Regions from separate parts of the Homo sapiens genome. Here region 1 is linked to region 2. A link is an interaction called in ENCODE POLR2A ChIA-PET data of the cell type or tissue named here. Cell type or tissue: K562. All regions are shown on one strand. Each heading gives the region's core, and the rest is flanking DNA. Links, peaks and the distances in the headings are about the cores only. Region 1 overlaps POC1B-DUSP6 (POC1B-DUSP6 readthrough). Region 2 has its middle 16 kb from the start of DUSP6.

The links. Peaks named below come from ENCODE experiments on the same cell type or tissue, not always from the same donor. Only the 100,000 strongest peaks of a DNase experiment are listed, where the experiment ranks them.
Region 1: POLR2A ChIA-PET joins it to region 2 with 5 read pairs; 4 of 35 experiments call an interaction of 5 or more read pairs at or near these places.

What each region holds. Positions count from the first base shown.
Region 1 is chr12:89,431,127-89,447,082 of GRCh38, reverse strand. The region is part of intron 9 of POC1B-DUSP6 (POC1B-DUSP6 readthrough); the gene reads left to right. The region is part of intron 10 of POC1B (POC1 centriolar protein B); the gene reads left to right. It overlaps LOC105369889 (a long non-coding RNA gene), which reads right to left. Exons shown (of 4, transcript NR_189732.1): 2 at 6,339-6,502. Among named protein-coding and RNA genes, the nearest start is that of GALNT4, 86 kb to the left of the region's middle. In K562, for the core only: no CTCF peak of the experiment used is centred there; no DNase peak of the experiment used is centred there.
Region 2 is chr12:89,328,339-89,344,294 of GRCh38, reverse strand. No RefSeq gene overlaps it. Among named protein-coding and RNA genes, the nearest start is that of DUSP6, 16 kb to the left of the region's middle. In K562, for the core only: no CTCF peak of the experiment used is centred there; a DNase peak (open chromatin) is centred at 10,264.

The DNA.
Region 1 (15,956 bases), core at 4,264-12,263, 100 kb before region 2:
TTATTAATATTTAGTTAAGTGTTAAGATCTATTCATTTATCCTACAAAGTGCTATGACTATTTTTATGTATTTATTCATCAAGGAAAATGACAGTCACGGAGTTTATATCCCAAACTATGAGTATGTTTGTGAATATGTTTTGTTTATTTTTACTTTTTGCCTTGGTACCCTTTCCAGGCACTTCTCCCGGCAACAGTGGCATTGCTTCTGCCTGTCATATGTTTTTTGCAATTGAGCTCTTCCATTATGTTTCCCTATAACAACCTATTTCATGCACATGTTCTAGCTGTTTCATCCAGCAATTAATTTATATAATCTTTCCTATAGGTTTTTAGTCAAAATGTTTTTCTTTTTTTTTTTTAATTACACTTTAAGTTTGTTACATATGTACATGTGCCATGTTGGTGTGCTGCACCCATTAACTCGTCATTTACATTAGGTATATCTCCTAATGCTATCCCTCCCCACTTCCCCATCCCACGACAAGCCCCAGTGTGTGATGTTCCCCACCCTGTGTCCAAGTATTCTCATTGTTCAGTTCCCACCTATGAGTGAGAACATGCGGTGTTTGGTTTTCTGTCCTTGCAATAGTTTGCTGAGAATGATGGTTTCCACCTTCATCCACGTCCCTAAAAAGGACATGAACTCATCCTTTTTATGGCTGCATAGTATTCCATAGTGTATATGTGCCACATTTTCTTAATCCAGTCTATTGTTGTTGGACATTTGGGTTGGTTCCAAGTCTTTGTATTGTGAATAGTGCCGCAATAAACATATGTGTGCATGTGTCTTTATAGCAGCACAATTTATAGTCCTTTGGGTATATACCCAGTAATGGGATGGCTGGGTCAAATGGTATTTCTAGTTCTAGATCCTTGAGGAATCGCCACACTGTCTTCCACAATGGTTGAACTAGTTTACAGTCCCACCAACAGTGTAAAAGTGTTCCTATTTCTCCACATCCTCTCCAGCACCTGTTGTTTCCTGACTTTTTAATGATCGCCATTCTAACTGGTGTGAGATGGTATCTCATTGTGGTTTTGATTTCCATTTCTCTGACAGCCAGTGATGATGAGCATTTTTTCATGTGTCTGTTGGCTGCATAAATGTCTTCTTTTGAGAAGTGTCTGTTTATATCCTTTGCCCATTTTTTGATTGGGTTGTTTTTTTCTTGTAAATTTGTTTAAGTTCTTTGTAGATGCTGGATATTAGCCGTTTCTCAGATGGGTAGATTGTAAAAATTTTCTCCCATTCTTTAGGTTGCCTGTTCACTCTGATGGTAGTTTCTTTTGCTGTGCAGAAGCTTTTTAGTTTAATTAGATCCCATTTGTCAATTTTGGCTTTTGTTGCCATTGCTTTTGGTGTTTTAGACATGAAGTCCTTGCCCATGCCTATGTCCTGAATGGTATTGCCTAGGTTTTCTTCTAGGGTTTTTATGGTTTTAGGTGTAACATTTAAGTCTTTAATCCATCTTGAATTAATTTTTGTATAAGGTGTAAGGAAGGGATCCAGTTTCAGCTTTCTACATATGGCTAGCCAGTTTTCCCAGCACCATTTATTAAATAGGGAATCCTTTCCCCATTTCTTGTTTTTGTCAGGTTTATCAAAGATCAGATGGTGGTAGATGTGTGGTAGTATCTCTGAGGGCTCTGTTCTGTTCCATTGGTCTATATCTTCATTTTGGTACCAGTACCATGCTGTTTTGGTTCCTGTACCCTTGTAGTATAGTTTGAAGTCAGGTAGCATGATGCCTCCAGCTTTGTTCTTTTGGCTTAGGATTGTCTTGGCAATATGAGCTCTTTTTTGGTTCCATATGAACTTTAAAGTATTTTCTTCCAATTCTGTGAAGAAAGTCATTGGTAGCTTGATAGGAATGGCATTGAATCTATAAATTACCTTGGGCAGTATGGCCATTTTCACAATATTGATTCTTCCTATCCGTGAGCATGGAATGTTCTTCCATTTATTTGTGGCCTCTTTTATTTTGTTGAGCAGTGGTTTCTAGTTCTCCTTGAAGAGGTCCTTCACACCCCTTGTAAGTTGGATTCCTAAGTATTTTATTCTCTTTGAAGCAATTGTGAATGGGAATTCACTCATGATTTGGCTCTCTGTTTGTCTGTTATTGGTATATAGGAATGCTTGTGATTTTTGCACATTGATTTTGTATCCTGAGACTTTGCTGAAGTTGCTTATCAGCTTAAGGAGATTTTGGGCTGAGACGATGGGGTTTTCTAAATATACAATCATGTCACCTGCAAACAGGGACAATTTGACTTCCTCTTTTCCTAATTGAATACCCTTTATTTCTTTCTCCTGCCTGATTGACCTGGCCAGAACTTCCAACACTATGTTCAATTGGAGTGGTGAGAGAGGGCATCCCTGTCTTGTGCCAGTTTTCAAAGGGAATGCTTCCAGTTTTTGCCCATTCAGTATGATATTGGCTGTGGGTTTGTCATAAATAGTTCTTATTATTTTGAGATATGTCCCATCAATACGTAGTTTATTGAGAGTTTTTAGCAGGAAGTGCTGTTGAATTTTGTTGAAGGCCTTTTCTGCATCTATTGAGATAATTGTGTGGTTTTTGTCTTTGGTTCTGTTTATATGCTGGATTACGTTTATTGATTTGCATATGTTGAACCAGTCTTCCATCTGAGGGATGAAGCCAACTTGATCGTGGTGGATAAGCTTTTTGATGTGTTGCTGGATTCAGTTTGCCAGTATTTTATTGAGGATTTTTGCATCGCTGTTCATCAGGGATATTGGTCTAAAATATTCTTTTTTCGTTGTGTCTCTGCCAGGCTTTGGTATCAGGATGATGCTGTCCTCATAAAATGAGTTAGGGAGGATTCTCTCATTTTCTGTTGATTGGAATAGTTTCAGAAGGAATGGTACCAGCTCCTTTTTGTACCTCTGGTAGAATTCGGCTGTGAAACCGTTCTGGTCCTGGACTTTTTTTGGTTGGTAGGCTCTTAATTATTGCCTCAGTTTCAGAGCCTGTTATTGGTCTATTCAGGGGTTCAACTTCTTCCTAGTTTAGTCTTGGGAGGATGTATGTGTCCAGGAATTTATCCATTTCTTCTAGATTTTCTAGTTTCTTTGCATAGAAGTGTTTATGTTATTTTCTGATGGTAGTTTGTATTTCTGTGGGATTGGTGGTGATATCCCCTTTGTCATTTTTTATTGCATCTATTTGATTCTTCTCTCTTTTCTTCTTTATTAGTCTTGCTAGTGGTCTATCAATTTTGTGGATCTTTTCAAAAAACCAGCTCCTGGATTCATTGATTTTTTGAAGGGTTTTTTGTGTCTCTATCTCCTTCAGTTCTGCTCTGATCTTAGTTATTTCTTGCCTTCTGCTAGCTTTTGAATGTGTTTGCTCTTGCTTCTCTAGTTCTTTTAATTGTGATGTTAGGGTGTCAATTTTAGATCTTTCCTGCTTTCTCTTGTGGGCATTTAGTGCTATAAATTTCCCTCTACACACTGCTTTGAATGTGTCCCAGAGATTCTGGTATGTTGTGTCTTTGTTCTCATTGGTTTCAAAGAACATCTTTATTTCTGCCTTCATTTCGTTATGTACCCAGTAGTCATTCAGGAGCAGGTTGTTCAGTTTCCATGTAGTTGAGCGGTTTTGAGTGAGTTTCTTAATCCTGAGTTCTAGTTTGATTGCATTGTGGTCTGAGAGACAGTTTGTTATCATTTCTGTTCTTTTACATTTGCTGAGTTGTGCTTTACTTCCAACTATATGGTCAATTTTGGAATAAGTGCAATGTGGTGCTGAGAAAAATGTATATTCTGTTGATTTGGGGTGGAGAGTTCTATAGATGTCCATTAGGTCCACTTGGTGCAGAGCTGAGTTCAATTCCTGGATATCCTTGTTAACTTTCTGTCTTGTTGAACTGTCTAATGTTGACAGTGGGGTGTTAAAGTCTCCCATTATTATTGTGTGGGAATCTAAGTCTCTTTGTAAGTCTCTAAGGACTTGCTTTATGAATCTGGGTGCTCCTGCATTGGGTGCATATATATTTAGGATAGTTAGCTCTTCTTGTTGGATTGATCCCTTGACCATTATGTAATGGCCTTCTTTGTCTCTTTTGATCTTTGTTGGTTTAAAGTCTGTTTTATCAGAGACTAAGGTTGCAACCCCTGCTTTTTTTTGTTTTTCATTTTCTTGGTAGATCTTCCTCCATCTCTTTATTTTGAGCCTATTGTGTCTCTGCACATGAGATGGGTCTCCTGAATACAGCACACTGATGGGTCTTGACTCTTTATCCAATTTGCCAGTCTGTGTCTTTTAATTGGAGCATTTAGCCCATTTACATTGAAGGTTAATATTGTTATGTATGAATTGATCCTGTCATTATGATGTTAGCTGGTTATTTTGCTCATTAGTTGATGCAGTTCCTTCCTAGCATCAATGGTCTTTACAATTTGGCATGTTTTTGCAGTGGCTGGTACCGGTTGTTCCTTTCCATGTTTAGTGCTTCCTTCAGGAGCTCTTGTAAGGCAGGCCTGGTGGTGACAAAATCCCTCAGCATTGCTTGTCTGTAAAGGATTTTATTTTTCCTTCACTTATGAAGCTTAGTTTGGCTGGATATGAAATTCTGGGTTGAAAATTCTTTTCTTTAAGAATGTTGAATATTGGCCCCCACTCCCTTCTGGCTTGTAGAGTTTCTGCCGAGACATCTGCTGTTCGTCTGATGGGCTTCCCTTTGTGGGTAACCTGACCTTTCTCTCTGCCTGCCCTTAACATTTTTTCCTTCATTTCAACTTTGGTGAATCTGACAATTATGTATCTTGGAGTTGTTCTTCTTAAGGAGTATCTTTGTGGCGTTCTCTGTATTTCCTGAATTTGAATGTTGGCCTGCCTTGCTAGGTTGGGGAAGTTCTCCTGGATAATATCCTGAAGAGTGTTTTCCAAGTTGGTTCCATTCTCCCCATCACTTTCCGGTACACCAGTCAGACGTAGATTTGGTCTTTTCACATAGTCCCGTATTTCTTGGAGGCTTTGTTCATTTCTGTTTACTCTTTTTTCTCTAAACTTCTCGCTTCATTTCATTCATTTGATCTTCATCACTGATACCCTTTCTTCCACTTGATTGAATCAGCTACTGAAGCTTGTGCGTGCGTCACATGGTTCTCGTGCCGTGGTTTTCAGCTCTATCAGGTCATAAACGCTGTTTATTCTAGTTAGCCATTCGTCTAATCTTTTTTCAAGGTTTTTAACTTCTTTGCGATGGGTTCGAACATCTTTCTTTAGCTCAGAGAAGTTTGTTATTACCGATCATCTGAAGCCTTCTTCTCTCAACTTGTCAAAGTCATTCTCCATCCAGCTTTGTTCCGTTGCTGGCGAGGAGCTGCGTTCCTTTGGAGGAGAAGAGGCACTCTGATTTTTAGAATTTTCAGCTTTTCTGCTCTGGCTTCTCCCCATCTTTGTGGTTTTATCTACCTTTGGTCTTTGATGATGGTGACGTACACATGGGGTTTTGTTGTGGATGTCCTTTCTGTTTGTTAGGTTTCCTTCTAACAGTCAGGACCCTCAGCTGCAGGTCTGTTGGAGTTTGCTGGAGGTCCACTCCCGACCCTGTTTGCCTGGGTATCACCAGCAGAGGCTTCAGAACAGCAAATATTGCAGAACAGCAAATGTTGCTCCCTGATCCTTCCTCTGGAAGCTTCGTCTCAGAGGGGGACCCGGCCATATGAGGTGTCAGTCAGCCCCTACTGGGAGGTACCTCCCAGTTAGGCTACTCGGGGGTCAGGGACCCACTTGAGGAGGCAATCTGTCTGTTCTCAGATCTCAAACTCTGTGCTGGGAAAACCACTACTCTCTTCAAAGCTGTCAGACAGGGACGTTTAAGTCTGCAGAAGTTTCTGCTGCCTTTTGTTCAGCTATGCCCTGCCCCCAGAGGTGAAGTCTACAGAGGTGGGCAGGCCTCCTTGAGCTGTGGTGGGTTCCACCCTGTTCGAGCTTCCTGGCAACTTTGTTTATCTACTCAAGCCTCAGCAATGGCAGACGCCCCTCCCCCAGCCTTGCTGCTGCCTTGCAGTTCGATCTCAGACTGCTGTGCTAGCAGAGAGCAAGGCTCCATGGGCGTGGGACCCTCCAAGCCATGTGCAGGATATAATCTCCTGGTGTGCTGTTTGCTAAGACCATTGGAAAAGCGCAGTATTAGGGTGGGAGTGTCCTGATTTTCCAGGTACCATCTGTCATGGCTTCCCTTGGCTAGGAAAGGGAATTCCCTGACCCCATCGCCTGGGTGAGGCGATGCCCCGCCCTGCTTCGGCTCATGCTCTGTGGGCTGCACCCACTGTCCGACAAGCCCCAGTGAAATGAACCCAGTACCTCAGTTGGAAGTGCAGAAGTCACCCGTCTTCTGCGTTGCTCACGCTGGGAGCTGTAGACTGGAGCTGTTCCTATTTGGCCATCTTGGAACCTACTCTCCTCTAATTCTGTATTTTTAGTAGAGATGGGGTTTCTCCATATTGGTCAGGCTGAAAATTTTTTTCCTAAGTGTAAGGAGAAATGAATTTTAAGAGAATTTAAGCTGTTTTTTCTTAATGGGAAAAAAGTGAAAATGTACTAAAAATTTGTCTCTTTTCTTCCTACCTTCATCCTTCCCCCAGCCATTCCTCACACCAAGGTGGGATATTTGGATCTGACCATGGTAACTAGGATTTCCCTGTTTTCCTCAGACTTTTATGTACCTGGCATAAGAGAATTTGGTGCAGTGGTAGATACGTGGAGACTGGGGCCAACTAGCTTGTTAGAGTAGAAAGCCCAGTGCATGTAGAATCAATTACTCTTCTGTCCATATCTCTGCAGACCCCAAATGAGTGGAAGAAACAGAAAATTTTTCAGTGTGCTAACCAAAGATGAGCTGGATTTCCATGGGAGCTGAATTTAGGGTAGTGCATCTTGTGGTGTTAGCATCATGAAGGGAAATGACTCAGCTTAAGTCACGTTCAATGGACATTGTTCATTCATTTCACAAAAATGAACGTGTCGGACACTAGGTAGGAGCTGGGGATGGGGGATGCATGTGGGTTATAACGGTAAGCAAAAACTGTGAAAGTATGAATGTTAGTACAGTGAAAGTATGAATTGAAGGCAGTAATGTGTGGGATCAGAGAGAGTTTTCCTGGAAAAGGTATTTGAGCTGAGATCTAAAACCTTGCTACTCAAGGCCGGGCACAGTGGCTCATGCCTGTAATCCCAGCACTTTGCGAGGCTGAGGCAGGTGAATCACCTGAGGTCAGGAGTTCAAGACCAGCCTGGCCAAATGGCAAAACCCCATCTCTACTAAAAATACAAAAAAATTAGCCAGGCATGGTTGTACATGCATGTAATCCCAGCTACTCAGGAGGCTGAGGCAGGAGAATCACTTGAACCCAGGAGGCAGAGTTGCAGTGAGCCAAGATCATGCCACTTCACTCCAGCCTGGGCAATAGAGTGAGACTCTGTCTCAAAAAATAAATAAATAAAACAAAATAAAATAAAACTTTGCTACTCAAAATATGATTCATGGACAGTGTGCTTGAGCATCACCTAAGAGTTTAGTAGAAATCCAGATTCACAGGTCCCACCCCAGACCTACCAAATCAGACCCTGCATTTTAATAAGATCCCCAGGTGATTTGTGTGTGCATTAAAGTTTGAGAAGTGCTGATCTGAAGCATCAGTAGGAGTTGAAGTGAAAGGTTGGGAGAACTGGAATGTTCTAGGCAGAGGACGAATATATACAAAGGCTGTGTCTGTGGGGGAGCTTGTGTTACTTTAGGACCTGTAAAAAAAAGTCTGGGACCCAGAGATGGAGTGGGGCAAGGTGTTATGTGAGCCAAGCTTAGAGAGGATCATAGGAATCAGGCATGCAGGCGTTTTCATGATTTTGCCATTTGTAGCTTGAAAACAAGCTTCCTGCCAGTTGAAGAGACACATGGAAACCAGTTAAAAGAAAAAGTCAGTAGTCCAGACAAAAACTGAAGGTAGCTGGGATTAGGATCATCTTAGTGGAAGTCAAGAGAATGGAATTCGTTTGAGAGATATGTAAGCAGGGGTAAGAAGTGGGTTAGCAAAGATAATCCCTGGGTTTTTAGCTTATACAATGATGTGCCATTCATTGAAGTAGGGTATTTCCTAAGGGGACAAATTTGCGATTTCAAGTTCCGGTTTGGACATACCGAGTTTGACGTTCCTTTGAAACCTCCAGGAGTACCTATCAGACATGCAGTTGTGTACACATATCTGTAGCTTAAAGGAAAGGTCTAGAGTGGAAAGAAGAATAAGTGAGTATTCTGCATGTATGTGGTAACTGAAGCAGCAACCATAGATACAACTGCCTGAGTAGAAAGTATAGAATTAGAAGAGGGTTTGGGACTATTCCCTGAGGAATTTTAATAAAATGATCTGATGAAAGATGATAAGCCTGCAAATAAGGCAGAGAAGGACTAGTAGGTAACAAGGAAGCCAAAGAGTATGGTGTCATGGCAGCCAAGGAAGGATAGTTTCAAGAGGACGATGGAGTCAGCATTGCCAAAAGTCCAGAGAAAGTTTGAAAAATGTTTGATAATTTGGTGGAGATTATTGCTAACCTTTTGAAGAGCTTTTTGTTTGTTTGTTTGTTTGTTTGTTTTTGAGACGGAGTCTCGCTCTTTCACCCAGGCGGGCGTGCAGTGGCGCTATCACGGCTCACTGCAAGCTCCGCCTCCCGGCTTCACGCCATTCTCCTGCCTCAGCCTCCTGAGTAGCTGGGACTACAGGTGCCCGCCACCGCACCCAGCTAATTTTTTGTATTTTTAGTAGAGACGGGGTTTCACCGTGTTAGCCAGGATGGTCTCGATCTTCTGACCTCGTGATCCGCCCGCCTCGGCCTCCCAAAGTGCTGGGATTACAGGCGTGAGCCACCGCGCCCGGCCTGAAGAGCTTTTTTAATGGAGTAATACAGATGCGAACCAGTATGAAGGGAGTAGAAAAGTGAGTAGAGGGAAGGGTGAGAAAAGGAGTAAGCTATAATAGATTTTTTAATTTTTTTTTTTTTTTTGAGACGGTTTCTCACTCTGTCGCCCAGGCTGGAGTGCAGTGGCACAATGTCGGCTCACTGCAACCTCCGCCTCCCAGGTTTGAGCAAGCAATTCTCCTGCCTCAGCCTCTGGAGTAGCTGGAACTGCAGGCCACACCAACACTCCCTGCTAATTTTTGTATTTTTAGTCGAGATGGGGTTTCACCATGTTGGCCAGGCTGGTCTCAAACTCCTGACCTCAGGTGATCCACCCGTCTCGGCCTCCCAAAGTGCTGGGGTTACAGGCGTGAGCCACTGCACCTGGCCAATTTTTAAAATCTTATTTAGTAAATTTATTGAGTACCTGTTATATACCAAGCAATGAGAATGTACAAATGAAAGAGCAAGTTCAATAATAATGATATGGGCCTAAATTGCTATGGGGGTAATTAGTGGAGTGTTTAAATAAAGAAACTATATGGTGGGGGTGGGGGGGTCAAATATGTACCCGGAGAATTTGAGTGGAAGACAGAAAAGTTACAGATACAGCTTCCCAAAAGTGAGTGATACTTGAGCTGATTCTTTAAAAATTTGCCTGATAATAAGAGGAACGAGGACAGCTCAGAAAGTACAAGTCAAGAAGCCCTGAGAGGGGAGTGAATTCAGGAAACCGGACATTTCAGGTTTGCCTCAGCATTGCATGAGTTTGAGGAACAAGAAAAGATGAGGATGGATTGTGAATGATCTCGAATGTGTTTTGAAGGTTTTTGGAGGTATTTGGATTCACCCTAAGAATTGGGGGGACCAGTGAAGGATTTTCAGCCAGGAGAGTGACAAAAGCAAATTTGGATTTTAGAACAGTTACTCTGGAGATGTGAAAAAGGAGGGGTTGGAGGGAGATAAAACTAGAGGCATGGAGGATTAGGAGGCTATTGTAATAGTAATCCAGACATGAGGTGACAACTGTCTGATCGAGTGCTGTAGCATAGGGGATGAAGAGAGGAGACTGGCTCATGAGGTATTGAAGAGAGTCAATAAGTTCTGTTTACTGATTGTACATGGGAGAAGAGGGAAGAGTCAAGAATATCTCTCAAATTTTTGGCTGCTGGCTGGATAATGGCACTGTTTATTAGGACAGGAAGAGACAGGAGTTGGGTGTGGAGCATCCAGTACAGAAATCTGGATTTGAGAATCTTGACTTGATTGATTCAGACACTTGGTCCCACAGGGTGACCCGTAAACTGCTGCTCCATAGTATTCGATAATGATTATGATAAAGAGATGATCTACATTAATTGCACCTCATTTATCAAGAGGCATCATTAAAAGAATGCTTGTTTTTTTTGTTTTTTGGGTTTTTTTTTGGTTGTTTTTTTTTTGAGATTGAGTCTTGCTCCATCGCCCAAGCTGGAATACAGTATAGCGATCTCGGCTCACTGCAACCTCCGTCTCCCAGGTTCAAGTGATTCTTCTGCCTCAGCCTCCCAAATAGCTGGGACTACAGGCACATGCCACCAAGCCCAGCTAATTTTTGTATTTTTAGTAGAGATGGGGTTTTGCCATGTTGGCCAGGCTGGTCTCAAACTTCTGACCTGAGGTCATCCACCCATCTCAGCCTCCCAAAGTGCTGGGATTACAGGCATGAGCCATTGTGCCCAGCAAAGAATGCTTATTTGAATCATGCTGGTTATTTGGTAAATTCTGAGACTGAAATTTTAAATGGATAAAGCCCATCATGTTTAATGGCTATGAAACATAACGGGTTTTGTTTCGTATAAAGTATGTCATAATGTAGTGACATGCTTTAGTGGTATCATGACTTCCTCTTTAAAAACTTCCTGCGGTCGTGCACGGTGTCTTGTGCCTGTAATCCCAGCACTTTGGAAGGCCGAGATGGGTGGATCACAAGGTCAAGAGATCAAGAGATCAAGACCATCCTGGCCAACATGGTGAAACCCCATCTCTACTAAAAATAGAAAAATTAGCTGGGAATGGTGGTGTGCACCTGTAGTCTCAGCTACTCAGGAGGCTGAGGCAAGAGAATCGCTTGAACCTGGGAGGCAGAGGTTGTGGTGAGTCGAGATCGTGCCACTACATTCCAGCCTGGCGACATAGTGAGATTCTGTCTCAAAAAAAAAAAACAAACAAACAAGAAAAAAACTTCCTGCTTACTCATCTGTGTGTATGTTCATACACACACATGCATATGCGTGTTTGAGAAAAGATATATTATCATAATTCTTCATCATTCTGATTATAAAGTAAAAGAATCTAGCTCATATTCTCTTTGACTCATGGCATCTATGAAAAGTATTTTTGAATTTTATGGTTAAATTTGAATGTTATTTTTGGTGGGCCATTTTTCCCCATGGTAATTATAGGAAAAAAAATCTTTCTATGTAAACATAGCCATTGTTTTTATTATCTTTGCTTTCTGAGTTTCTTCCACCAGCAAAATAAGAAAGGAGGAAAACACCTACATGATTTTACACGTGAAAATATATGGAGGAAAAATATTTAAACTGCATCATGTTATCATAGAATCTTATTTTTTGTTATTTATGATGAAGGATTTGATACTCTACTCATAAGCAATTTAAGAATGCTATTGTGGCTGGGCACGGTGGTTCACGCCTATAGTCCCACCACTTTGGGAAGCCAAGGCAGGTGGATCACCTTAGGTCAGGAGTTTGAGACTAGCCTGACCAATATGGTGAAACCCTGTCTCTACTAAAAATACAAAAACTAGCTGGGTGTGGTGGTGTGCACCTGTAGTCCCAGCTACTCAGGAGGCTGAGACAAGAGAATTTCTTGAACCCAGGAGGCGGAGGTTGCAGTGAGCCGAGATGGCACCACTGCACTCCAGCCTGGGCAACAAAGTGAGACTCCATCTCAAAAAAAAAAAAAAAAAAAGAATGTCATTCTTCCTGGAGATTTTTATGCCACAGTTTTTCAACTGTATCCAGTTATATAATCTTTATCATAGGGTTAAATATTTTTTATTAATTTCATAGATCTAATTGTTTGATGTTAGATTGGCTTCCTATATTATTGTTAGGAAATCATTTTTCATCCAGTAAAACAATGGAACTAGATTTTTAAAATAGATGATAGATCTTTGTCTGCTAAGTTTTTTTAGAAAAAATATTAAATACATTTTTCACTCAGCTGCCTGAAAATGAAAATCTTTTATCCCTTTTAAAACTACATCTGAAAATATCTTATTTTTTTCTTTGGGGTTTGTTGAACAGTGTGAAAGATAACTATAGATCTTTGCCTTATTCACTTAGCATGTTGTGTAAAAGATTCTTGTTGAATTTGTTATGGAACAGATAATGAGGATGGATCCCTTACTCTGAATGCCCTTCAAAGTGTAATGGCACAGTTCACAAAAGAAGTAATGGCTACTTGTTTTCCCTTTTGAGTTTGCAGGAAATTTTATGCAGAAAGTTGGTGTTATGTTCATTTGGAGTATCATTAATTAAGATCCATCTGGTGCAGTGCACTTTTAGATCAGCATACAGCATTAGGAAGTAGATCCTCCTTTGAGGAATTAATGGTTTGTGTTTTCTTAATCATATAAGAAGTGAAACATAGAAGGAAATTTTTATACAGATTCCATTTGTCCTAGCTGTATACTACCCATTAATGGCTTCAAAATTAATAGGTTTCTCTAGAGATTATAATAAAGATTAAAGACAAAGACAGACAGTAGACTTGTAGCCTCAGCTGTCTTTTCCGAGGTGACTGAATTAATCATTTGGATATTTCAGTTGATAGCTACATGGTATATTTTTCAAGTCTTCTGATAAAAATGCAATTTCCAATTTGCTCTCAAGAAGAAAAAGCAAAGTCCTCTATAAAATCTTATCCCCAAAGCTGAAGGTTCTTTCTTTGAGAAAAAGATGTATGTTTTCTCCTGAGGGACAAACAAGTCTTAATTCAGCAAATTTAGTTTGGAGGACAAAATTTCACATGACATTTTTTGATTATATCCTAGTCATACTTTTAAGTCAATCAGACTTGATCAGATGAGTATGTTCCTACAAGGATACATAATCCACTGTTCAGAAGACAGAAAATTGTCATTTTTTCCTTCAGGATCAACAGCCTATGTTTTCAAGAATGTTAAGAATTGAAAATGAATTCTTTGTTGTGGTCCTGTGACAGCCCCATCTGGGTGAGTCTGCAGTTCCTTTTTCTGTTTCCCTAATGGATCCATCCACTCCTTAGTCAACATTGGCTTTTGATCTTAAGAAACGAACCAAATTTAGAGCAAAACTCTGAGTCACTTCTGAAAGGCAGCCATCCTCTTTGTCAAGATTCTCAGATGAACTCTGTGACTATCCGAGTCCTTTGTGCTGATGGCAAACTTAGTGTAAAGCCTCCCACTCTTTGGCCAACACTCTTCTAGTCCTCCCATTTTGGTAATTCGTCAGCCCCAGAAAGGCGTCCATCCAGCAAGCCTCCTGCTTTACACTGCCTGCTCCCTGTGTCTGGGCCTCCTTTACCCAACTTACATTCTGTGGTCCATCATTACATCCATGGTCTTGTCCCTTTCTCCCTCTGTTATCCTCACCTAGAAAAATGCCAACCTGGGTTAAATCTGTTTCTCTGGCTCCTTCACACCTACACCCAAGGGGCTGGATTTGACTAGACAGCCATCTTGGCTCGTCTCACCATAAATTTATTTACACAAAGCTCCATGGGCACTCAGCCACTGTCTATCCAGCCCATTTATCGAGTAGTTATCCCCTCACTCTCCTGTGTCATCAGTGCTCTCTTTATGCTTGCTCTTTCTATCAGCACACATTTGTGATATATTTCTCATCTTTATAAATGAAAACCTCATTTGGCCCCTCATCCCTTTCCAGCTCCTGTCTCATTGCTCTTCTCCCATTTATAGCAAAAGTCTTCTAAAAAAAATTGTTGCTTAGATTCACTGTCTTTATTTCTTCACTTTGCATTCTTCTGAGTGCTATCCAATCAAGCATTCATCCCCACTCTTCCATTCATGTCAGGGTCCGAAGGACTCATCTCGGTCCACCTGTGTGTGGCACTTGATCCTGGTGATCACTGTTTCCTCCTGGAAGCTCTTTCCTCACTTGACTTCTGGGCCAGTAGTCTTCAACCTCAAGGGCCACCAGTCACCTTTCCTGCTCCTGCCTTCTAAAGTCTCTGCAACTCTTCTCTTGTTTGGCTCCTTCCTAGTGATCATAGACCCATGGATAAAAAGATCTACGTGCCAGTAACTCCCAAATTTATATTTCTAGACCCAGCTTCTCCACAGAAATCTAGAATCATATATTTCCAATTGTATTAATGACTGTTCCCCTTGAAAGTCTGATAGGCCTCTCAAACATAACACGTCCAAAATTTATTCTTTACCACTTCTCCATAAAATTTGCATCAGCATAGCTACATCATAACACAGCACATTGCTTAGCTTTATTTTTCTTCCTAACCCTTGTCACCTAGCATTACATCACATATCTACATATTTACTTTTCTCCTTCACCCACTAGAGTATAACCATGATAGCAGGGCCTCTTTATTCACTCCTTGAGGTAGGCAGAACAACCATTCCTCTCAAAAATATTTATGTCTTCATCCCCAGAATCTATGAAAATGTTTCCTTACATGGCAAAGAGGGCTTTGCCAATGTGATTAAGTTAAGGCTTTTTTTTTTTTTTTTTTTTTTTTTTTTTTAAGAAACAGAGTCTCGTTGCCCAGGCTGGAAGTACAGTGGCTCGATCTGGGCTCACTGCAACCTCCACCTCCCAGGTTCAAGTGATTGTCCTGCCTCAGCCTCCTGAGTAGCTGGGACTACGGGTGCATGCCGCAACACCTGGCTAATTTCTTTTGTATTTTAGTAGAGACAGGGTTTCACCGTGTTGCCCAGGCTGGTCTCAAACTCTTGAGCTCAGGCAATCCGCCCACCTCGACCTCCCAAAGTGCTAGGATTACAGGCATGAGCCACCATGCCCGGCCAAGTTAAGGCTCTTGAGATGGGGAGGTTATCCTGGATTATCTGACCGGGCCCCATATAATCACAAGGGTCCTTATACGGAAAGAGGGATTCATGAGAATTAGAGAAGATATAACAATTAAAGCAGTTATTGGAGTGATGCAGCCATGGGCTAAGGAATGTGGACAGCCTCTAGAAGCTGGAAAGGCAAGGAATGGATTCTCTCCTAGAGCCTTCAGAAGGAATGCAGCTTACTGACACCTTGTTTTTAGCCCCGTTAATCCTGTTTTGGACTTGCAATCTCCAAAACTATAAGATAATAAATCTATGTTGTTTTAAACCACTAAGTTTGTGGTAATTTGTTACAGCAGCAGTAGGAAATGAACACAGTCCTGTATCTCTGGCACCTGGAATTTTGCCTGGCACATAGGTGCTAAATAAAATAATTTTGCTTGAACAATTGGCATATATTCATTATCTTAGATCTTATGTAGAGATTATTGAAGTTTCCAATCCCTACTCTAAATTTTATCATTGAAAATAAATGATATAGTCTTTCTTTGAAAAATATTTGCTTTTATTTTTGTCCAAGGCAAAAGGCTTTTTTTGTTGTTATTCTAGTCTATTTCAGGCAGACGTTTTATACATACGTGTGTGTGTGCATGTGCGTGTGTGTGTGTGTGTGTGTGTAGTGATTTAAAAATCTCAGAACATCAGGAATAAAAAGGGCTTTAAAAGGCATTCAATTGAATTTCCTGATTTGATGTTTGTATATCTTTCACAATATCTCTGACAAATGACCTTCCCAAGTCTATTTTAGAACCTTCAATAATGGGAAACACTTTGGCTTAGATATTTTCTGCCTTTTATCTGTTTTCTTCTCTACTTACAGAATTAAACCAAGAGTAGAAATGTTAGTTGTAAACCAAAACTAACTTATTTTAACCAACTGATTGAATGTATATCTAAAGTTCAAGTCACTGATTATCTTTACATGT
Region 2 (15,956 bases), core at 5,302-13,301:
CCAAAATCGATTTCCTGAGAATATTGAAGGGCACAGAACAAAGTTCAAACAACTCACAAATATTTATCCAGGCCTTGGTGTGCATTGCACTGGTTCGATGAAACAAGTTAAAAATAAAAGGCAACGAAAGACCTCCCAGGAGCCCTCAGAGGCTGAAGGCAATGACCCGTTTCTAGATGGAACCGCTAAAGTGCCCAAATCAAAGAGGAGCCCTGAAGAAACTACCGGGCAAGGTCTTGTATTTCCCTATCTGCTTCCAACTAACATTTTAGATCCCACATTTTATTTTTTTATATAGGAAAGGATTAATGGCCCACATGTATGCAATTTGACCCACTCACTTTCTTACTTTGTCATGGAAAACACCACTAGAGAAGGCGTGCATATCTATTAGCCATCACTGATGTAATAAAAACATGTTAAACCACCATACCGTCAAACATGAACTCTCAGACACTCAAAGGAAAAGTGAGGAAATATCATTCACTTTTTGATAATGACATCCGAGAAAGCACGAAGCAAGTCTGGAAAAGGTTGCTAATTCTAAAGAATTCTGTTTCCTACTTTTGGGGAAAATCTAAGTATTTATCACGTTAAGTATTTTTCATTGGGTCCAGTTTAATTCCTACTGCAAACACGAACAGAAGGAGGAAAGAAAGAGCGGAAGGAGCAGCAGGGGATCTTCGGGTGTACCTGGCTCTCTGAAAAATTGTAGCAGGAATACCCTTTTATCTTATGTTCCATTTATTTATTGCTACATTACAAAGCGCCCCAAAACTTAGTGGCTTCAAATAACAGTCATTTATTTTGTTCCTAAGTCTGCATTTGGTCAGGGCTCAGCAGGGGAGGCTGGCCTCTGATCAGCGCAGTTTTGTCAGGGGCAGCTCAACTGCTGGCCAGAGGATTCATTTCTAAGATAGTTCACTCACTTTGCTGGTGAGTTGGTTTTGGCTTTGGCTGCCCACTGGGACCTCTGCCAGGGGCCGGGGCTGGGGACTTTGGTTCTCCATGTGGCCTAAATTTCCACATAGTATGGTGGCTGGGTTCCATGGGTGAAATCCCCAGAGAGAGAGAGAGAGAGAGAGGCTGGTGGAAACTATGTTGATTTTTATGACCTGCTCAGAGGTCACTTCTGCTGCATACAAAGTTTAAGGAGAAAGAACGTAAAAATCCATCTTTTAATGGAGGAGAGGAAAAATTCTGAAAAAGCACAAGAGATGGAAAATATTGTTGCAGTTGTTCTTGGAAAGTACAATGTGCCACATCTTGGTTGCGTGAATGTTGTTTCAATGTGGGACTGTGAGAGTAATAGTGAGTACCCACGGAGATAGATATGAAAGTGTTTAGCCATACTAATTTCTTGGTTCAATCTTGAAAACATTCAACAACTGCTATAATTGTTCCTTTATTCCTATTTTTTTCATCTGTTTCTAACGTTAACAGTAGAGTAATGCCGTCAAAACACTCTTTAAAGGCCGGGTGCGGTGGCTTACGCCTGTATTTCCAGCATTTTGGGAGGCTGAGGCGGGTGGATCACGAGGTCAAGAGATCGAGACCATCCTGGCCCACATGGTGAAACCCTGTCTCTACTAAAAATACAAAAATTAGCTGGGCGTGGTGGCGCACGCCTGTAGTCCCAGCTACTCCGGAGGCTAAGGCAGGAGAATCGCTTGAACCCGGGAGGCAGAGGTTGCAGTGAGCCGAGATCATGCCACTGCACTCCAGCCTGGTGACAGAGCGAGACTCCAGCTCAAACAAAGAAACAAAAAAATTTTTAGATTGACCCATAAAATAAAACAGTTTTTATAAAAGAATATTAATTTTTTTATTTTGTCAGAGAAAACATTATATTTGAGATTGAGTCGCCCAAGTTATTGAGTGTAGCTATGGTATACATTATTTTCATGCAAAATATAGTGTTTCATGTATTACATTATAGTAGGTAATCTTACATTGGTAGAATTTGGGTTTTTCCCCCTAATTTTGACTATTTTGAACAATACTGCTAAGAATACTTTTGTGCATGTATTCTAATGCTCATGTGTACACGTTTCCCGGTGGTTTGCAGAGGAGTGGAATAAGCATAGTTTGTGTAGAACCTCAATTTCAGACAATTAAAATCGTTTTTGAAGTGGATATTCCAACTTATATTCCCACTAATGATATTTAACTTTTCATACTCTCCCAAATTTTTTATAAACACTTGTTTTGTTTACACTTTTTAGTTTTCACCTATCTAGTAGATGTGAAATGGTAGTTTATTTTGATTCTAATTTCCATTATTCTGATTCCTAATGAGGTTGGATCCTTTTCTTGTGTTCATTGGCCATAAGATATTTTATTTTGTGAAGAGCCTGTTCAAATCTGTTGTCAAGTTTCAGTTGTGTTACTTCTATTTTTTTGTATTGATATCAGAGGTGCTTGGACACTCTAAATACTAGTCCTCTATTGAGTATATGCATTAAAAATATCAGTACAATGCTTTTCAAACTTTGTTCCTCAGGGAAGGACCAGGCTACATTTGGAGGCAGGATGTACACTGCACAGCTCTACAGGGTATCAGTCAGAAAGATAATGATACAAATGGCCATGCCCAACCTGTATAACCCTACATGGAGTTCTAGGAGACTCATGTGGGACTTGTGCCTAAACATATTTGAAATCCACTCATTGAATCCATTTAACAAATGTGGAAACAGAGTCAGAGAGATTAAGTTGAAAGAATAGATACTTTTGATTATCTCGATTGAAGTGGGGCTGGCCTAGAAGTGTTTTTGGTTATACTAAATCTTGAACTCAGTTTTGAAGAGGGGCTAGTTTTTCACATAGATGTGGAAAAGATGTGACAGTTGTGAGTAATGAATTACACCCAGCTTTGGAAGTAGTAAAAGACAAACTTCCTCGCAAGAGATGGCAACAATATTTTTCAAGATGTAAAACAGAGATAAAAAATCAAGATGCTTAGGGATATGAGAGATAAAATTTAAAGAGAAGTTGCAAAGTGCAGAAATAACTGTATTTTTTTTGTCTGCCTATCCTCCCTTCCCAGTTACTTGTAGTTGTGGAATTCTACAGTATCAGGGAGGACTAGGTTCAGAAGTCTACAACAGAGAATGAAAACTGAAAATTATCAAAACTCATGAGGGTTTATTCTCATCTATAAAAGCCAGGAGTGGGAAATTCAAGCCTGGTAGGACAATTTTATGAGATCATTTGAGATTCAGGCTTCTTCTGTCTTTGATCTTAAAGATCACAAGATAGAGATTCCCTGTCCAGTCATACATTCTGTCACCGAAAGAAGGAAAGAGAAAAAGAAAAAAGGTTTACTTCCTTGAGTCAATTCTCTTAAAGATGCCTGCTGGAAATCCTACAGCAGACTTGTACTCCATGTTCTTAATGGCTGGAATTAGCCACATGGCCATAGCTAGAGAGGCTGGGGATACAGACTTTCAGTTGGACACAAGCTTCCCCTAATATTAGTTTGGTGCAAAAGTAATTGTGTTTTTTGCCATTACAATCATTGCAAAAACTGCTATTACTTTTGTACCAATATAACTGAGGTTCTGTTTCTCAGGAAGTAGGGGGCACTGAATGTTAGTCATCTACCTTCTTCTTTTCTGGAGAAAACTCCATTCCCATCATAGGGAAGGGTATATAACCCAGCCCAGGCCAAAAAAGGCCTCATTTTCTGGTTTCAGTGATTGTTTCAGGGGTGGGACATGATTCCATTTCAGCCAATCAACTTATACCTTGGATTCATCTATGGAAAGGATTTTCTCTTAGAGTTGCTAAGCCCCGGACTTACTGATTCAGAATTTTTGGAAATGAAGCCTGGGAATCTGGTTTTTTATAAATGGCCCTCAGGTGATTCTTTTGATTGTCCTGTTTGGGAATTACCAGATCTGCCATGTGTAGTAAACCAACATTTAATCTAGCATCTCCTCTCTTAGGGCATTCAAAGAACAACAGCATTAAAGGGAGCTTGCTAGATGTCTTTCCAAAGATGGACATCAAAAGGCTGAGCATATAGTGTAGGTATAACTGCACCATAACTATCATGGGCTCACAACTATAGACTTTTAGAGTTATGATTTTTTTTCTAGTTTGTTACTTGCCCTATAAAGTAGCACTTGAAAATATAAATAGTCCTAAAAGCACTTTTTTAAAAATTTTACCAGGGCTTCTAGGTCTGCTTTGCTGGGATTTGGTGTCAGAATCTGTGTTCACTTAATCAGTACCCTTTGTGATTTTATCAACCTGATCCGCCAACTCTTATGTTTTGTCTTTCTAGGCTGAAGTGTTTTAAAGTCTCTTTGGTTTCTTTTCAAACCCTAATCATTTTAAGGGACCTCCTTTAAGTAAGTTCCAGTTTCATTATGCCATTTTTCAGGTTTGATGGCTGGAACTATACTCAGTATTTCTGGAGCCAATGAATTCTGGTGTCTCTCTGTGTATATGTGTGTGCGTGTGTGCAAACGCTCATAAGATTGTGCTTTCTATTTTGTTTTTGACATCCTTCCTGATGATGCTTGCTTTTGTGACTGCCACAATACATTGGACCGACCCCTTCAGGGAATGGTCGGCAATGATGCCATCATCCTTTTCCTGGATCACGTCTGCACTCGGAGTCCTTGGTCTTCTAAGCACGAGGTGCGTTCTCTTTTCCTGCAGCTATTCCTGTGCAACCAACTGCACTGAGCACGGCTATTTACTGGCTACTCACACATCTCTGCAAGACCTTCCTGACGTTTATTATTGTCATGATGATGTTTGAATTCTCAAAAAATCTCTGTGTCATCTATTGATTTGAATTTTCACTTTATTGATGTTTAAACCACTTTTGAAAAATGATAGGCATACATACATACAGATTCATGAAATACACATTTTTAATATATCCTCCAGCAGAATAGTGATTACTTCTTTAATATGCCCTTATAATATCCATCAGCAGCCCACAATAATAGAATCTGATTGACAAAACAGTGAGCTTCATATTAAAATATAGCTTTACGATAATTTCAAAATTCCTTATCCCCCTCCCCCAATTTCAATGAGATTGTTATTCCCAAACCCTTCCTATAAGGATATTTTGGAATTGCCACTGATCTCTATCCAAGGTTTCACATTTTTGAGTCCCTTCTAACTCTTTGACAGAAGCAATTCAGGTTTAAAACTTTTAAAATGAGAAATGCTGGCTGAGTGGACCATAAATTATGCCCATGGTTTGATGAGGCTATCTCTGTTCTGATCCTATTTTCAGCTGAGGAGTGATGGTTACAAGCTCAGTCAGTGGGTTCAGTTTTCCCAGATGTGAACCCAGATCTGTCACTTGTTAGCCATGTGACCTTGCCTAGTCTGTGTAGATCCTCAATTTCAGACAAGTCTCTCTGAGCCTTGGTTTCTTCACCTGTGCAATGAGAATAATAATAACACTTAGCTGATGGAGTTGGGAGGATTCAATGAGAAAATTGACGTAAAGCACCTAGAAAAATGCAAATAAATTGTAATTGATGAGGCTCTGGGGAATGGAATTATGTATGCCACTATTCATTTATTAATTCAACAAGGCATAGACAACCTATTATATTCAGGGAATGTTCTGAGTGCCATAAAGAGATAAATTAGACACAAATTTGACCTTTCAGCCTTGAAATGAAAACAGCCTTGAACATAAATCATTATAAGATATAAAGTAACAAGTAGCATAAAGAACATAGTCTCTGGATTTAGACTCTTGCAGGTTCAAATATAAGCTTCATCACTAGCTACCTGTGTAACCTTAGGCCAGGTGCTTAATCTTAGTAAGTTTCCCATCTGTTAAAAAATGGAAATAATAATGGTATTTACCTCACACTGTTGTTATCCGGATTAAATGAGAAAATGCACGTAAAATGCTCAGCACTTCGACTGTCACATAATGTGTAACATAAACTGCTTTCATAAGTAAGATCCAGAAGTACTGCAAAAATTTAGTGGAGCAGGGGATTTTATTTTTCTTTTGTTTATATCCATTTGTGGAAGGGAAAGGTCATGGAAGACTTCTTGCAAGAGACTGATAAATCATAAAGCCAATCTATTATTTTTGTTTGTTTGTTTTTTTGAGACAGAGTCTCACCCTGTCACCCAGGTTGGTGTGCAGTGGTGCAATCTCAGCTCACAGCAGCTGCTGCCTCTTGGGTTTAATCGATTATCGTGCCTCAGCCTCCTGAATAGCTGGAATTACAGGCATGCACCACCATGCATGGCTAATTTTTCTATTTTTAGTAGAGACAGGGTTCTGCCATGTTGGCCAGGCTAGTCTCCAACTCTTTTTTTTTTTTTTTTTTTTTTTTTTTTTTTTTGAGACGGAGTCTCGCTGTGTCTCCCAGGTTGGAGTGCAGTGGCGCGATCTCGGCTCACTGCAAGCTCCGCCTCCCAGGTTCATGCCATTCTTCTGCCTCAGCCTCCCAAGTAGCTGGGACTACAGGCGCCCGCCAACACGCCCGGCTAATTTTTTGTATTTTTAGTAGAAACGGGGTTTCACCGTTTTAGCCAAGATGGTCTCGATCTCCTGACCTCGTGATCCGCCCGTCTCGGCCTCCCAAAGTGCTAGGATTACAGGCGTGAGCCACCGCGCCCGGCCTAGTCTCCAACTCTTGACTTCAAGTGATCTGCCCACCTTGGCCTCCCAAAGTGCTGGGATTACAGACATGAGCCACCATGCCTGGTGCAATTTATGAATTTAAAAAAGAATACATTGTGCTGTTTGCCATCAGGCTGGCTCAACTATCCTACGAGGTAGGTTTTGTAGGGATATTAAATTTCCATCCTTTAGATGCTTAAACAGAAACTCAGAGAGTTTAAATTAAGTAACTTGCTGAAGGTTCCCCAGGTACTTGATGAAGCTGGTATTTGCTCACAGGGATGTTTGACTTGAAAGCCCAGCTGCTGCTTTTTTTTTTTTTTTTTTTTGACAGAGTCTGGCTCTGTTGCCCAGGCTGGAATGCAGTGGTGTAATCTCGGCTCATTGCAACCTCTGCCTCCCAGGTTCAAGCAGTTCTCCTGCCTCAGCTTCCTGAGTAGCTGGGATTACAGGCGGCCACCACTGCACCCAGCTAATTTTTGTATTTTTTTAGTAGAGACAGGGTTTCACCACGTTGGCCAGGCTGGTCTCAAACTCCTGACCTCAGGTGATCCACCCACCTCGGCCTCCCAAAGTGCTGGGATTACAGGTGTGAGCCATTGTGCCTGGCCAAAAGCCCAGCTTTTTAACATCTGCTTTATACTCTTCTCATGGTATATTGCTCATGGTACAGACTACTCTCTTCCCAGGGTGAGAATAGAGTTGAATTTGCGATCACAACATTGCTGATGAGGCCGGAATCAAAATCAAAGGAGTTTGTGCCATACTTCATCTAAGTTATATAAAGGTCAAGAGAAATATTCCTGCTCTGCGGTAAAACAAACAAAACAGACAAAACCACATCTTTTAAGTTACTGGAAGGTTAAGTTCGATTGAATGATGCTGGATACCTCTGATAGATTTTTATCCTTTGGCTCTCTTGTCCTTGTCTGTTTTCTGGAACTCCAATACCCTCCACACCGGCCATTAAGCTGTGGCTAATGAAAACACAAATTAGTTACATTGCTTACAGGTTAGAGTCTTTGCGCTACTCTAATCCCTTGATGAGAGATGGGAAACACCCTGGTTTTATCAACAGCAGATTGACAGATGGTTTTCTAATGGTCAAAATGGCATCTACATTTATGGAGCCCTTCCTTTGTGCCAGGCTGGAAGCTGTGTGCAGATGATCTCATCTCATCTTTAGTACCCTCTTGCGAGGTAAGGTTACTGTCACACAGTGGTTAAGCACAAGGGCTCTGGAGCTTGATGGCTAGGTGCAAATTCTGGCTCCATCACTTACTAGCTGTCTGACGCTAAGCAAGTTGGCTAACCTCTCTGTGCCTTAGTTTCCTTATCTGTAAAATAAAAATAAAAAAAAAAAGACATGGTCAGAAGTAACTGAATTAATACACTCAGTATGATTAGAACAGGGCCTTGATTGTTGTAAGTAATTAATACATGTTAGCTCTGTCGGGGAGGGAAACTTTTTCCTCTATCCTCTTAGGTTTAACTTTTGGAGGCTTGAAAATTAAACTCACAAAAGATAGATTAGCAAGAGAAAACATGTATTTTTATTCACATAAGTACTTGGGAATTTACCAAAAAGTATGACTCAAGGAGGTGCTTAGAATTGGGTGAAGGAGAGGGTGAAGGAATAGGTGAAGGAGGAGAGAGGGAGAAGATTACTTATAGGAAAACAAATGACTTGTAGGAAAGATAAATAGGCCTGTAGGAGAATAGATGGGAGATACTATCATTTTGTGACAATGCCTGTTTAGGTGATTTCAATCTTTCCTGGTTACAAAACTCCTGGGAGGGGAGTTTTAACAGTTGAATTCTTTTAGGAGGCTCTGCTTTTAAGCAGATAACGAATGTTTAGAAGAAAACTCTTCACAGTGTTATATTCTGGATTCTTTCAGCTCTTATTATCTCCATTTTGTAGATGGGAAAATGGAGGCTTAGAGTGATTAATTATCTAGGATCTCCAAGTGGTAAACAGTAGCGCTGAGATTTGAAACCGGGCTGGGCTGACCTCAGAGCCTTTGATCTTTCCGCTAAGAGGTCTCAAAAGGAGAAACTCTAATCTTATCTGAAAATTCTAGGAGCATATAAATTCTTTGGGATAAATTTAACATACTGGATCTCAGCATCATCATTTGCAAAATGAGAGCATTGAACAATATGAATTTTAGTGGCCTTTCCATCTCCAAAGACATTCCTTGTTTTGGGAGTTTTAATCACAATTATTAGAGAAGAAGTAATGGTCACATATCAAAGAATGTACTAGAGGAGATATTGCAATGTGTGTGTGTGTGTGTGTGTGTGTACACCCACGTCCATGTGTGTACACCTGCATATGTGTTTCAATTGCTCTGAAAAGACTGATTGTCTTAGGAAGGAAAGGGACCATCCTAAGATGTAGATACTTTAGTTATTTATTTCCACTGTATATGCTGTTGACCTAGGATTCTGCACGTCCTCAGGGAGTGTCTCTTCCAGGCCTTTTCCAAAAGGTGATTGGCAAGGGAAGTTCTTCTAAAAGAGATAAGTGGCTTCTAAAAGTAAACTCAGAATAAATGGAGTACAAATTCTGTTTACGAAATATTTCCTGGTTGATGGCCACTAACGTGCAGCCCTGCATGACATGTTCTTTGAGGAATGAAAGAAGTGAAGTTGAATTCTGTTTCTCCATCATTTGGGAAAGATATTTACGAAGCCGTCCTGAGTAGAAGATTGCATCATTTCAGAGCAGAAACTCAAAACTATAGTAATGGATGCTACAGTGTGGGAGATGTGTTTACTTTGGAGACCATTGAGAGATGTGAGAGGCTTTTGAAAACTCATAACAAAATTTGTTCAGTACATTCTTTGTGATATGTTAAATTTGCAGAATTCTTTGCACGGCCACATGCAATTTCTGTGAAGTTCACTTCCTCTATGCCAAATATCCCTTTGCATTTTGTGTGGTTGAGCTTCAGAATTGTGGGGTTTTGCTGATGGTGGTTATTCTTAACAAAGTCTTTCCCTCACTCCTTGGAGGACAGATAGGAAAGGTACATGCATGAGCTAGTTGAGTCAAACATTTTCCAATTCTTCTGTTCCTCTTCTTTCTTTTCAAAACATGTATATATTTTTAAATATTTCATTTTTAGATGTTGAGTCTTAGTGATACTAATCTAGTACCATGATTCTTGTATTGATTCTGAATTTTCAAGATGATTTCTTCAGCCTAAAGATAGACCAATTTAAAGTCTAACTGTCTGATGAGGTGAAACCTATAATTATACAAAAAAAACAAAAAACAAAACAAAACAAAAAAAACGGGTGGGGGTGGTTACATGGGAAGAAAAGTGAAAGATTACTAGCTGACACCCAAAGACATAACCTAGCTTTTTCCCCCACCTGAGAAAAAGAAATAAATAAAAGCTAACCAAACAAAATATAAGGAGAACTGTAAATAAATAAATCACCATTGTCCCTGAGAACCTGCCTGCATGGGAAGGAGAGGTGGGCTATAGCCCATAAGGACCAGAGAAACAAGAAAGGAAGTGGGTGAGATTGCTACATGAGTAAGGTTCTGAGGAGTCATTAAAGCAAAAGGGAAACTAAATCCCACTGATGTGTAGATTCAAGGCTCCGAGAGGCCCTAAAAAGTGGGTGGAACTCCCAGGTCATCAGGAGGTCACAAAAGGACAGAGGAAGCTCAGGCAGCCTGGAGTCATGCTTTCTAAGGGAAACTAGAGTTAAGCCAGTTCTTTGACTTGGCTTAAGAAGTGTGCGTAAATCAACCTGTAGGGACGGGTGGGGAGAAGTGAGGTTTTAAAAAAATGTTTTGAAGCCTATTCCTTAATTTGAAGTGATAATCAGCATTTTTAGGTTGTTTTTTTTTTTTTATTTTAGGTGCACTGGAGATTTGTTTTGGTGGGAAGAAGGAATTCCTTCCTTCCTTCCTGCCTTCCTTCCTGCCTTCCTTCCTTCCTTCCTTCCTGCCTTCCTTCCTGCCTTCCTTCCTCTCTCTTTCTCACTTTCTTTCTTTCTTTTCTTTTCTTTTCTTTTTTTTTTTCAAGGTCTCCATATGTCACCTAGCTTGGAGGGCAGTGGCGTGAACATGGCTCACTGCAGCCTTGACTTCCCAGGCTCAACTGATCTTCCTTCCTGAGCCCCCTAAGTAGTCAGGACAACAGGTGCATGCCACCACGCCTGGCTGTATTTTTTGTTGAAATGGGGTTTCGCCGTGTTGCCCAGGCTGGTCTTGAGCTCCTGAGCTCCAGTGATTCGTCTGCCTCAGCCTCCCAAGTGTTGGGATTACAGGTGTGAGCCACTGTGCCTGGTCAGACTGAGCGAATTTCTTGACATGTGCCTAAATAAATTAATTTTATCTCTTTCTTTCCTAAGGTCACTCTTCCCTTTAGAACCCAGGACTTGGATTCATACGCAAGAAAACTTTCACAGAACCTACTTTTTGGGTCTGGGAGTAAGGCTGAATTGGGTGTATATTTCAGCTTCACCACTAAAGCACAAGCTATTGCCAAGACCTAGGCAAGACCAAGTGGCAACAATGTTAGTGGTGGTGCTGCCTAAACGTCAGGATTGTCAGGAGACCAATGGCTGTGAAATGCTTGGCATGGACATTGGCATATACCATAGTAACTGACTGATTCTGAGCAAGCCCCTCATCTCTCTTGACCTCAGTTTTCTCTTCTGTGAAAGAACCATAATGCTATTTTTTTCAGGGTTATTGTACACTTTAAATGTGATGATGTGTTTACTACCGTTCTTGACAAATTTTTCTTCAAGTCTTAGCTCAAAAGTCACCTCTTCTCAGAAGCTTTCTGAATTCTTTGAAAAGATTAGGAGTTGATTTAACATGGTCCCAAGGCAATTTGTCTTTGTTGCCATTGTATAGTTTCTCATATTCTATTATAGATGTTGGCTCAACTCTGTGCCTTCATCTTTGTGGCTTAGTGTCTTTTCATGTAGCATAGTTGTTAAAAACTAGGCTTTCAGATAGGTTGGACATTTTTGCTTAACAATACCCTGTGATGCTGAGCTAGTTACTTTTCTTCTCTGAAACTCAGTTTTCTCAACTATAAAATAGGAGCAGTAATACCTAGCTCATAAATACTAACGTTGACCTATCACCTAGGATGGTGCCTGGCACTACAATAATTATCTGTAGAATGCATGAACAAATAGAAGCACTGTGCATATTAATGAAATGCATATGGAAAGCTCAGTGCCCTGTACTTGGTAGACTCTTTTTCTTTCTTTTTTTTTTGTAGGGGGAGGGGGCAGGGTCTCACTCTGTCGCCCAGGTTGGAGTGCAGTGGGGTGATCTCAGCTCATTGCAGCCTTGACCTCCCAGGTTCCAGTGATCCTCCCACCTCAGCCTCCTGAGTAGCTGGGACCACAAGTACGTGCCACCATGACTGGCTAACTTTTGTATTTATTGTGGAAGCAGTGTCTCACAATGTTGTCCAGGCTGGTCTCAAGCTCCAGGGCTCAAGCAATACTCTCGCCTCGGCCTCCAAAGGGCTGGGATTACAGGCGTGAGCCACCATGCCCGGCTTCTAGACTCTTAATAAGTCACTGCATATCATTAGATAGGTAATGTATACAATCATCCCTCAGTATACTTCGGGGATTGGTTCCAGGACTCCCCTCAGATAGTTCCCTCAAAAATTGGAGATGCTCAAGTCCCTTATATAAAATGGAGTAGTATTTGCATATAACCTATCCACATCCGCCCGTATACTTTAAATTATCTCTAGATTACTAATTATACCTAATACAATGTAAATGCTATATAAATAGTTGTTATGGTGTATTTTTAATCTTTCTTTTTCTCTTTTCTTTCTTTCTTTTTCTTTTTAAGACAGCCTCCACCCCCCTAGGCTCAGGCGATCCTCCCATCTCACCCTACTGAGTAGCTGGGACTCCAGACACATGCAACCACACCAGGCTAATTTTTGTATTTTTTGTAGAGACAAGATTTTGCCATGCTGCCCAGGCTGGTCTGGAACTCCTGGGCCCAATTGTTCCATCCACCTTGGCCTCCCAAAGTGCTGGGATTAGAGGCATGAGCTACTGCGCCTGGCTATTTTTAATCTTTTTTTACTGAATATATTTGATTCAAGATTGGTTGAATCTATGGATGAGAAATTTCAGAATATGGATGGCCTACTGTACTTGCTTATTTTCTGGGGTACGAATGGTATATGTCTTATATCATTTCTTTTAGGGTTTTGCCTAAAAGAAACAAGCAAATAAACAAATGTTTGCTAAATAAACATTTGTTTCTCACCCAGAGATAGGAAGAAAGTCTTTAGGAATCTGATATGCTAAATGCACTTAGAATTACAGAACTTTTTGGAGAAAGAGATCTTAAAGCTCTTCTGAACCCTTTTCTTATGCTAATTTTGTTTGTTTGTTTGTTTTCTTATCATTTCTTTGGTTTCTGCTCTTATTTGAACATTTCCTTCCTTCTACTTTGGATTTACTTTGCTCTTTTTCTAGCTTGTAATGTGGGAAGCTCACATACTTAATTTTAGACCTTTCTTTCTTTTCTTTTTTTTTTTTTAAGATAAGCATTCAAAGCTATAAATTTCCCTTTAATCACTGCTTTAGCTGCATCCACAAAGTTTGATGTTATAGTTTCATTATTATTCAGCTAAAAATATTTTCTAATTTTCCTTGTAACTTCTTCTTGGTCCTTTGGATTATTGAGAATTGTACTATTTGATTTCTAAACATTTAGAACTTTTCTAGACATTTAATTATTGATTTCCAATCTACCTTCATGGTGGCTATGAGCAAACTCTGTGTAATTTCAATACTTCTAAATAACTGAGACTTGTTTTATGGTGTATCATATGGTTTATCTTAGTGAACATATCATGGGCACTTGAAAAGAATATGTATTCTGCAGTTGTTGGGTATATTGTTCTATAAATGTCAACTAGTTGTAATTAGTTGACAGTGTTTAGATCTTCCATATTTTTACTGACATCTTGTCTAGTTGGTCTATTAATTGCAAAGAGGGGATGTTTAAATCTATGACTTCTATTGCTGAATTGTCTGTCTTTCCCTTTAATTTCACCAAGCTTTGTTTTGTATATTTTGAAACTGTATTATTAGTTATATACTCTCAAATTTTAAAAATTTTGTAGATGAGAAAGATTAAATTTTGCAACATGCTTTAAAAAAATTTGTTTGGGTCATTATAAATGTGTAGAGGCTTAAGTTACACAATTCATACCATGCCTACATTTATAAAATGTTTTTTAAAAGTACTCTTATATCACGCCTGTAATCCCAGCACTTTGGAAGGCCGAGGTGGGTGAGTAGCTGGGACTCCAGACACATAATCAGGAGATCTCCAGGTCCAGATCAGGAGATAGAGACCACCCTGGCCAACATAGTGAAACCCCATCTCTACTAAAAGTACAAAAATTAGCTGGGTGTGGTGGTGTGTGGCTGTAATCCCAGCTACTTGGGAGGCTGAAGCAGGAGAATCCCTTGAACCCAGGAGGCGGAGATTGCAGTGAGCCGAGGTTGTGCCACTGCACTCCAGCCTGGCGACAGAGTGAGACTCCGTCTAAAAAAAAAAAAAAAATGCCCTCTTATAATCTTCCTTCCAGAGATAACCACTCAAAAGTTTGACAAAGCATATTTAGGATTTAAAAAATGCTTACATAAATATATAGAAACATATATTTTTATATTTTTACATAAGCAGGATTATATTCATATGTTTTTCTGCAACAAATTTTTTTTCCCACAAACTTTAACAATTTATGGAATGTCTTTCCATTTAACTGAGCATAGCTTTACCTCATCTTTAAAAACAACTTTATTACATCGTTTTCTATTGTATGAATGTCTAATAATTTATATAATCAACTTCCTATTTTAGAATATTTAGCTTCTTTGCAGTCATTTACTATGATCAGCAATAGTATCATGTAAGTTATTGATTTTGCCTCATTAATTATTTCCTTTCAATAATTCCTGAAAGTGGAATGACTGCATCAACAGCCTCCCACATTTTACACTGATCCCTATTGCTTGATTGCCCTCTTTCAGACTCGCTACCCTCATCTCACTGGACATGGCTACTATTTTTATTCTTTCTCCATCAGTAGGGTAGCACTCGTTTTAAAAGCTAGCCATCTCTGCACCATATTAGAAGTTCATGCAATGTCAGGTCCAAGTTTTTAATGGCAAAAATGTTGAAAATATGCAAAGTAGGGGGAAGAGGAGGACATGATAAGCTTTCCACCTCTAACTCTTGATTCTCCTTGATCTCATGATATGGAAATAGAAGAGACAATTCATGTAGAAGAGAAAAATCAAAGTTTATTAGAGATGTGTGGGATACGTAAATTGGATCTAGAGCATTTTAACTTGAGGTCTCTGTTTTCTTCAACCCATTGCTATCAAGAAAATGACTCCCATCCCCATTTAGTACTCTAAATTTAGAAGAAACATTGTAGAAGACAATATCCCATAGAGGGATACCCAGGGCAGGATGTTATGGGAATAGGATGGCTGTTTATTAAGCACCTGCTCTCTGTATTCCAGATGCTTTTACTTACATTATCTCATATCTCCCACATCGACCCTGTGGGTTAGGTAGTGGTGTTAATCATTATTTTAGCCTTACAGAGGAGAAACCCTAAGCTCTTAAAGGGCAAGCACACTCCCTTAGAAGTGGCGGAACTTGTATTTTGTGTGTGTGTGTTTGCACTAAGGAGCATGCTCACTGGTCTCTATGACTATGCCCCAGGGAGTGGGTGTGGGGCATGGAGGGGCAGTAGAAAATGGAGCTGGTCTCTGTCCTCCAGGGGACAAATGCCTTTGTGAGCCTCAGGGAATCTGCTGGCTGCATTCATAGATCAAGACTCAGAACTATCCTAAACTGCCCCTTGCTTTTGGCAACAGTAGGGCTTATGTTTGTTTCCAGAAGTCACGGTAGTGATCACAATGAGGCTGTGTTCGTATGCAATTGGGTTTGACAGAAATTAATTTTTAATAAGAGGCTCTATTCAGTCAAACAATTGCCTTTCGGGGCCCATGTCGGGGTCGGTTGCCCAAGGCTGGGCACTGGCACAGAGTGTGCTTTTGGCTGTGGCCTGAGAGAGAATGAGAGAGAGAGAGAGAGAGAGTGAGAGTGAGTATGGTGGGTGTTGAGGGAGAGGTACTGACTGGTCTTTGTCAGATCTTGATTCAGGACCAGGCATTGGTCTAACCAGAAGCTGGAGGAGGCAGCTGGGTCATTTATTTGATTGCCAAAGAAGAATAATGTGGTGCCTCCAAGAAAACCCCTTCTAATTCCTCGTACTGAGAG